Linked DNA regions of Homo sapiens: region 2 is linked to region 1. The links are chromatin contacts, found by Hi-C or POLR2A ChIA-PET in ENCODE. All regions are on one chromosome and are shown on one strand. The core of a region is the stretch at or near the end of the contact, and the rest is flanking DNA. Distances in the headings are between cores, read along the strand shown. Region 1 holds the start of SH3PXD2A-AS1 (SH3PXD2A antisense RNA 1). Region 2 overlaps STN1 (STN1 subunit of CST complex).

The links. A loop is a pair of places that touch in the nucleus more often than their neighbours do. ChIA-PET counts read pairs that join two places held with the same protein, here RNA polymerase II (POLR2A). Pooled maps may share reads with other maps.
Region 2: a pooled map shows a loop between it and region 1 (2.1-fold over the local background). The contact joins the enhancer-like site here to the promoter of SH3PXD2A-AS1 in region 1. A Hi-C loop is called at or near these places in 5 of 50 pooled maps. POLR2A ChIA-PET finds 5 or more read pairs at or near these places in 5 of 52 experiments (GM12878, T-cell, activated CD4-positive, alpha-beta T cell and 2 more).

The regions. Positions count from the first base shown.
Region 1 is chr10:103,745,445-103,749,204 of GRCh38, reverse strand. It overlaps SH3PXD2A-AS1 (SH3PXD2A antisense RNA 1), which reads right to left and starts at 2,426. Exons shown (of 3, transcript NR_038940.1): 1 at 2,109-2,426. The region is part of intron 3 of SH3PXD2A (SH3 and PX domains 2A); the gene reads left to right. RefSeq lists enhancers at 1,442-1,942, 1,943-2,443, 2,860-3,381.
Region 2 is chr10:103,906,511-103,910,411 of GRCh38, reverse strand. The region is part of intron 3 of STN1 (STN1 subunit of CST complex); the gene reads left to right. Among named protein-coding and RNA genes, the nearest start is that of STN1, 9.7 kb to the left of the region's middle. RefSeq lists a cis regulatory region at 1,989-1,991 and enhancers at 1,919-2,063, 2,115-2,244, 2,108-2,709. Within about 2 kb of position 1,956, at least 38 of the 41 ENCODE cell types and tissues checked have a DNase peak (open chromatin) inside an H3K27ac peak, as active enhancers do; they include GM12878, where a contact is called at or near this core.

The DNA.
Region 1 (3,760 bases), core at 1,177-3,676:
GCTCCCCGAGCTCCTGAGATGTGAGGAAGGCTGGGTGCAGTGGCTCCCACCTTTGGGAGGCCAAGGCGGGTGGATCACCTGAGGTCAGGAGTTCGAAACCAGCCAGGCTAACATAGTGAAACCCCATCTCTACTAAAAATACAAAAATTAGCCAGGTGTGGTGGCACATGCCTGTTATATCAGCTACTTGGGAGGTAACAGAGCGAGACTCTGTCTCAAAAAAAAAAAAGAAAGAAGAAAGAAAGAAAGACTTCAGGAAGAAGGGCTTCGGGCAGGGTCTGAAGGTTCTGGTGTCTTCTCACCGTGAACATTATGGTCCTTGGCCTTGGAGGTCCAGGAACTCAGGCATTTCTGAATATGCAACTGTAGTGGCTTCAGTGTGCTCTGTGTGGCCATTCAGTCTCTTTGGCACCTTTCATAACCCCACCCCAGGGACCTCCCAGCATGCGTCCTGATGCACGTACCCACTGGACTCCCTTCAGCTTCTCAGATGTGCCTGTCTCTTCAGTCTCTGGGCCTCTGCTCAGACTCTCCCTCTACCTGGAACACTCTTCCCGCTTCCCTTTGCCTGTCTCACTCTCTCCACTTCCTCAGCCCTGTCTCCCTCCTGCGTGTGCCTATGACAGCCAACACATCACAGCGCAGTGCCCATACACAGTATCCTTTGCGAGGGCAGGGACCGTCACCATCACAGCCCAGCCCCCAGCACAGTGCCAGCATTTGGGAGGGAGTGAATGGGTGTTGCGTGTTGCCCCTTCTTTCAGGGATGGGGTAGGGTTGAGATGTACCCCGTCAGGAAAGCTGGCCACAGGTTGCACAGCCCGGGGCTCAGGGAAAGGAAGGAAGATAGCAGAATCATTAGGAGCCTAGGCATGTTCAGTCTGCCCAAAGAAAGAGACTGTGGCACACCCAATCCCAGCTCCACCACTTCCTCGCTTTGCAACCCTGGGCGGGGCACTCAACTTTTCTTACCTTCAGTTTACTCATCTGTAAAGTGAGAATAACAACAGCACCCAGTATGTAGCTCAGAGGTTGTTATGAGGATCAACTGTCATAATAAATATAAAGTACACGGCACAGGGCTTAGCACATACCAAGTGCTCAATGAATGTTACGTCCTCTTAATGTTACTGTCACCATCCTTGCAGGAGATGGGTGGAACCACAGAAAATGCTGGTGGGAGGTTGATGAAGAGAGTTGACTGTCTGGGCTCAGTTTTGCCAACAGAACCAAAGCTCAAGGAAAGCAGGCTTTGGGACAGGCGCGGTGGTTCAAACCTGTAATCTCAGCACTTTGGGAGGCTGAAGTGGGTGGATTGCTTGAGCCCAGGAGTTCAAGACCAACCTAGGCAACACAGTGAGACCTCATCTCTACAAAAATAATAAATAAATAAATAAATAAAATGAAAGCAGGCTTTGGTGGACAGTGTCCATCCCAAGAGAGCCAGGCAAACTCCCCTGTGGCTGGCCTGGCCAGGCCTGTGGTTTTGGGCCCTTTACCGACAGGCCTCTGCTTCCTGCGGCTTTTCCTCTGTCTCAGAGCCTCAGAAGTGAGTGGGTGTCTTTCAGCATCATCACTGCGACCCAGGACTTCCATCTGCCTGCCCCACAGCCTCCTCATCTGGCTGGGCCATTCTGCAGTGTTTCTCTGAGCTCCAGAGGCCTCGTGCCCCTCGCCAAGCCCCCCACACTGTGGACCATGCCACAGGGAGAGGCTGCCAGGAAGCTCTGCCCAGCGTCCCACCGTCTTTCCTGAGGGCAGCCTCCCCTGGAGGGAGGAGCCGAGGCTGCACAGGCTGAATGGGGCCCTTTATTCCCGGCTCCCACAGGGAGGGTACAGAGCCACTGCCCACCACGCCCACCACACCCACGCCCACATGGAGGGGGTACAGCTTGGCCCTGATGCCGGCCTCTGAGCTAACCACACTCTGGCCCCACTGTGTCTGCGTCCTGGAGGGTGAATCCACCCCTCTCCCCAGCTCTGGCTGAAGCTGCCGTCCCTAATGTGTGGGGTGAGCTGTATTTGCTAGTCTGCCAGGGGTCTGGGGGTGTGTAAATGAGAGACAGCCTAGAGCAAGCCAGTGTGAACACACACTCACACTCACTCACCTTTCAGCAAGTCGCGGTCGGGGTCCCTGTGTGCCCGTCCTTGTGCTGGGCCCTGAGGATACGTTCGTGGGCTTCACTGGCTGCAAGAAGCTTGCATTCTGTCCTTAGGGAACGCTGTAAAGAGGCAGGTTCAGAAGATCATTATCAATGGTGGCAGATTCTGGGAGGGAAACAACGGAGGCCGGAGAGAGAGGGCACATGGCCACCAAAGGCCTCCCAATGAGGGATGCAAGGCAATGGCTGGGCAAAGGGCAGCAGGAACAGTGCTCCAGGAACAGGAACAGGGACAGCGAACACACAGGCCTGAGGTGGGGAAGAGCAGGATGTGTCTGTGGCGTGGGCAGAGTGACAGGAGATGGGCGGGCGGAGAGAGAGGCAGGAGCTGAATCCTGCCCGGCCACAGAAGGGAGTTTGGATTTTATCCTCAGTGCCCTGGGCAGTCACTGAAAGGGTTAAGCAAGGGTTATGGTTTGAGAATATTATTCTGAGGCCAGGCGCAGTGGCTCACGTCTGTAATCCCAGTACTCTGGGAGGATCGCTTGAGCCCAGGAGTTTAAAACCAGCCTGGGCTACATGGTGAAACCCAGTTTCTACAAAAAAATACAAAAAATTAGCCTGGTGTGGTGGCGCATGCCTGTAATCCCAGCTACTCCGGAGGCTGAAGTGGGAGAATCACTTGAACCCGGGAGGCAGAGATTGCAGTGAGCCGAGATCACTCCCCTGCACTCCAGGCTGGGCAACAGAGCAAGACCCTGTCTCAATAAATAAATAAATAAAAATAAAAAAGAAAGAAATGGTTCTGGTCCCACTGCTCTAGAATGCTGCTCAAAAAGACTTCCATTCCATTTGGTTCAGCAAAGATGTATTAGTCCCTCCATGGGCCTGGGACTAGGTGCTTTATCACTAGCAGACACCCATAAAATCCCAGTTGACCCACCTGGGGTGAGGGAGAGAAAGATACTGTTCCCTTCAGCCTGGCTCTGCTTACTGGGTATGGGAACCTCCGAACCAGAATTTGGGAGATCGTTCTTCCCTCCAAGGTGCGCTGATGCTTTCTGCAAGCAAGCCGTGGCTGCAGGAGGGTGAAGGCTTCACTCTGTCGTGAACCCCAGTGGGCTTTTGCAAGTGTGTTTCCCTGGGCGTGTGGGAGAGGGAGTGGGGAGTGCTGGAGCGGGCAGACACACCTGTGTGAGTCACCCTAGAATGCCCCTAGGGGGCGGGTGGAATGAACAATTGGCCTCCTTGCCATTGTGTCACGTCCTCTGCCCTCTGAGTTGGGCCTCCGAGAAACGGAAGCCGTGTGGGAGACACAGATGTGTTTATGGGTTGGGTGAATCAGGAAGGGCAGCCGCAGGCTGAGGGGAGCTCGTGTTTGGCCTTGGTGGGAAGCCAGGTGGATGGACTGGGTGCCTGGGAAATGCTTCTGGTACTTGGATTCCACGTGGCCAGCAAGGAGACAGGCAGGGCCCACCCCACCCCATCCCACCTCCTTGACCTGGAAGTGTCAACTCATAAGAGATCCCATTTGTTCACCATTTGCCATGGGCTGGGCTCCATGCTAAATGCTTTTACAGACTCATTCACTGGCTCCTCGTAATAGTCCTTTGCATTAGACATTACTGCCTCCCATTTTGTAGTCTGAGGAAACTAGC
Region 2 (3,901 bases), core at 707-3,206, 160 kb before region 1:
ATGTACTTTCTCTATGGGGTGCCCCTTATAGCCCCAGACACGGGCTAAGAATAAAATGAGGCAACGGGTAGGAATGATACTGATGAATTCAGTGAAGTGACAGCTGCTGAGGTGCTAAGAAGTGGAAGAATTAAAATACAGCCCCCTATGAGCATCGATGGACGGGCAGGGGGGCACCTGATGCCAAAGGGTATATCTGTAAATAGCAAAGCGTGGTAATATGTGGTTATGTGGATCACTTTAAAAAGCGAAGACCAGATTAATGTTAAAGTAGATTCTTTAACAACACAGGAAGATGTGAAAAATAATTTTAAAATATTTATATCCAGAACAGTTAACAAAAAGCCTTTTGATACCCAAAGGGGTAAATACCCATTATCAGAAAGTTTATTTTCCCTCATGATGGAAGCTTAATAAAGGGTTTCTATATTTTGGACACCAGAGAATTGCTCAAATGTGATTTTAGTGTAATAGGTCTTTCTTTTTTCATTGAGTTGATTTTTAAGCATTTAATACATTGCCTTGTACAACTCCAAGCTTCTCTATAATCAAGAGCCCAAGCTAGATATTTTGTGGGAAACTTAACTTTAAATTCCAAACCTTTGCTGAAATTGACATTGTCACTTTTTGTGCTGTGCCTTGGATTTGTATTCTTACTCTTCTTGAGGAAAGATAGAAGGCAGTTGAACTTTGTGACCAAGAGCGTTTCATTGGCAGTCCCTGCATGATTGATAATTTGTAGATACAATATTATTGCATTTCTTTACATGTATTCATTTTCCTGAAGAGTATTATCTTGTGCTTTTAATAAAATAACATGTGAAAAATAAAAGCTTATTTTTTCTGCTTTTTCTCAGCATATATATATGTACATATATATGTACATATATATACATATATACATATATACATATACACACACACATATATATACATATATACATATATATACATATATACATATATACATATATATACATATATATACATATATACATATATACATATATATACATATATACATATATATACATATATATATATATTTTTTTTTTTTGATTCTGAAAAGGATCATCCTGTCAGAAATTCCCATACTGAATCTCTTCTCTGCTTTATTTTACCAAAGATATTGGTCCTTTTTTTCTCCAGACAACTCAACAAATATTTACTAAGTTCCTACAGTGTATCCAGCTATGGGCAGTACACTGTGGTATATAGTACAGTGCTTCCTCTCCAAATGCCAACAACGAAATAATAGCGTCTTTCAGTTTGTAAAGCACTTTTATATGCATAATTTCATATTATTCTCCCTCTAGTCTTTTGAAACAGAAAGTACAGGTATTATTTCCATTTTGTAGATGAGAAAACTAAGGCTTAGTAACTTACTCAAGATTCCACTGATGGAGATTTGTGGGTCCATTCTGTTTACTGACTCCAGTGTGTTCTGTGGTCTCCATATAACTCAGTTTGATTTTTCTCTCCTCCTCCTTTCTTCCATCCCCCACCCACCAAAAAAAAAAAAATTAACTGCATTTGATTTTTAGTTTTCTGTTTTTCAGATCAAATAAATGAGACTGTTTGAGGACTTTAAAATCCTGGCCCTAGAACCAGGCTAGATATTAAGCCTGTGTCTAAAGGAGCTTCACTTAACCTCTTTTCCCATTATAAAAAGATTAAGGCACTATGATTGCCTCTTCTCCAGTAAGCATTTCCCTCTGAGTGAGTGTCTGAGGAGCATGAAACATCTGTGGGCTTTGGGAAAATAAAAAGCATCTGACTGCTGAAATTATTGAGAGTAGAGAGGCTTTTGCAACTTTAATTCTTGTGGAGAACTGCCCCTCTCCTTGCTGTCCTCAGGCACAATATGGCTTTTGGGCCATCTGCCAGGTGGCCGCTCCCTGCTGTTCTGGGTTCTGCTTCCCCTGACTCACCGCAGGCCTGTGCTGGGGGTGCTTCCTGCTCGCACTGACTCATCCCGCAGCTGAAACAAGGCCAGCGGCCCAGGCGGTACTGTGTAGCTGCTGAGGACATTGTGCAGCACTGCAAGGGTGCCTCCATTCAGGGGCATTCCAGCAGCCAGACCTCTGGGCACCAAGGCACAGGGTCTGCTGGGAGAGGTCACAAACTGGGAAGTCCGGGGGTTGGTGACAGTGCCCAGAGTGCACAGAACACTTGGTAGCAACTCGAGCTTAGACCTAGAATATTGGAAGGCTACAGTCAAGACCAGAATGACCTCGCATTCTCTAGGACAAATGTTCATGTGCTAATTTTTTTTTTTTTTTTGAGATGGAGTCTCGCTCTGTGGCCCACGCTGGAGTGCAGTGGTGTGATCTTGGCTCACTGCAACCCCCGCCTCCCGGGTTCAAGTGATTCTCCTGCCTCAGCCTTCTGAGTAGCTGGGACTACAGGTGCTTACCACCACACCCAGCTAATTTTTGTATTTTTAGTAGAGTTGTAGTTTCACCATGTTGGCCAGGCTGGTCTCGAACTCCTGGCCTCAAGTGATCTGCCCACCTCGGCCTCCCAAAGTGCTGAGATTACAGGCGTGAGCCACTGCTCCTGGCCTGCTAATTTTTTTTTTTTTAACTTTCTATTATACTATAAATCAAGCTTTTCACCTACAGAGAAGTGGTGTGCCTGGAAGTGCCATGCATTTTTTTAACGCAAAATGTCCTTATTCATTTTTTGGATTCTTAAAATGGTATTTACTCATTATAAAATAAAATTTCAAACTAGAGATAATTTTAATGAAGTATATAAAAATCATATGAAACACTATAAATCAGGCAAAACAATGTCAGTGTTTGGGTGAACATCCTTCCTCATTCTAAACATGTTCCCAGTATCAAAGAAATATAGAAATGCCTATTTCCTTAGTACTATTATGCATATTTATTTCTCAGTGTTTCTGAAATTAGGCTTACAGTCAACGTATACATTGAATGTGGGGTTCCTTCCCCACACTCCAAGAGAAACTGCTCTTAGTATTTAAAGTCTTAAAATCATTTCTGTCAAAATACACTGTTTAATGTTGCACATAAATTGGATTATATATTTCTATTTTACAATGAGCCATGTATATCTTTTTATTCTCATATACTACGTCATTGTAATTTTTTTAACCAATTCCATATTTATAAACATTTAGGTATTTCCAAGTGTCAGTATTATAAAGAATACTACAGTGAACAGCCTTACATAGATGTATGTATCTGTGTACTTGTTTTTGTTTTATCTGGAAGTAATTGTTAAGTCAAAGGATATATACATTTAAAAACAACTTTTTTTAAGAGGCAGGGTCTCACTGTGTTGCCCAGGCTGGAGTGCAGTGGCTATCACAGGCACAATCATAGCACACTGCAGCCCCAAACTCTTGGACTCAAGCAATCCTGCCTCAGCCCCCCAAGTAGCAGGCATGTGCCACCGCACCTGGCTTACATTTCACAATCCGATGCCTGTTTACAAACTTGCTCATTAAGATTTAAATTTTAGAAATGTGTTACTAATTTATACTCCCACTATCGACATATGAGGGTATCAGTATTTTTAATATTTGTCAATTTCATTGTTGATAAATTATGTATACTTGCTTTTCTTAATGGTAACTAGTGAACTTATACTGATGTATTTTTATTGGCCATTTTTAGATCTTCCATGAATCGCATATTCTTTTCTTTGCCACTTTTTCTCTTGTGATGTTGATCTTTTTCTTATTAATTTATATGAGCTCTTTATTTATTTTTTATTTTTTGAAACAAGGTTTCATTCTGTTGCCCAGGCTGGAGTGCAGTGGCATGATCATGGCTCACTGCAGCCTTGAACTCCTGGGCTCAAGCAATTCTCCCACCTCAGCCTCCCAAGTAGCTGGGACTACAGGCACATACCACCAAGCCTGGCTAAT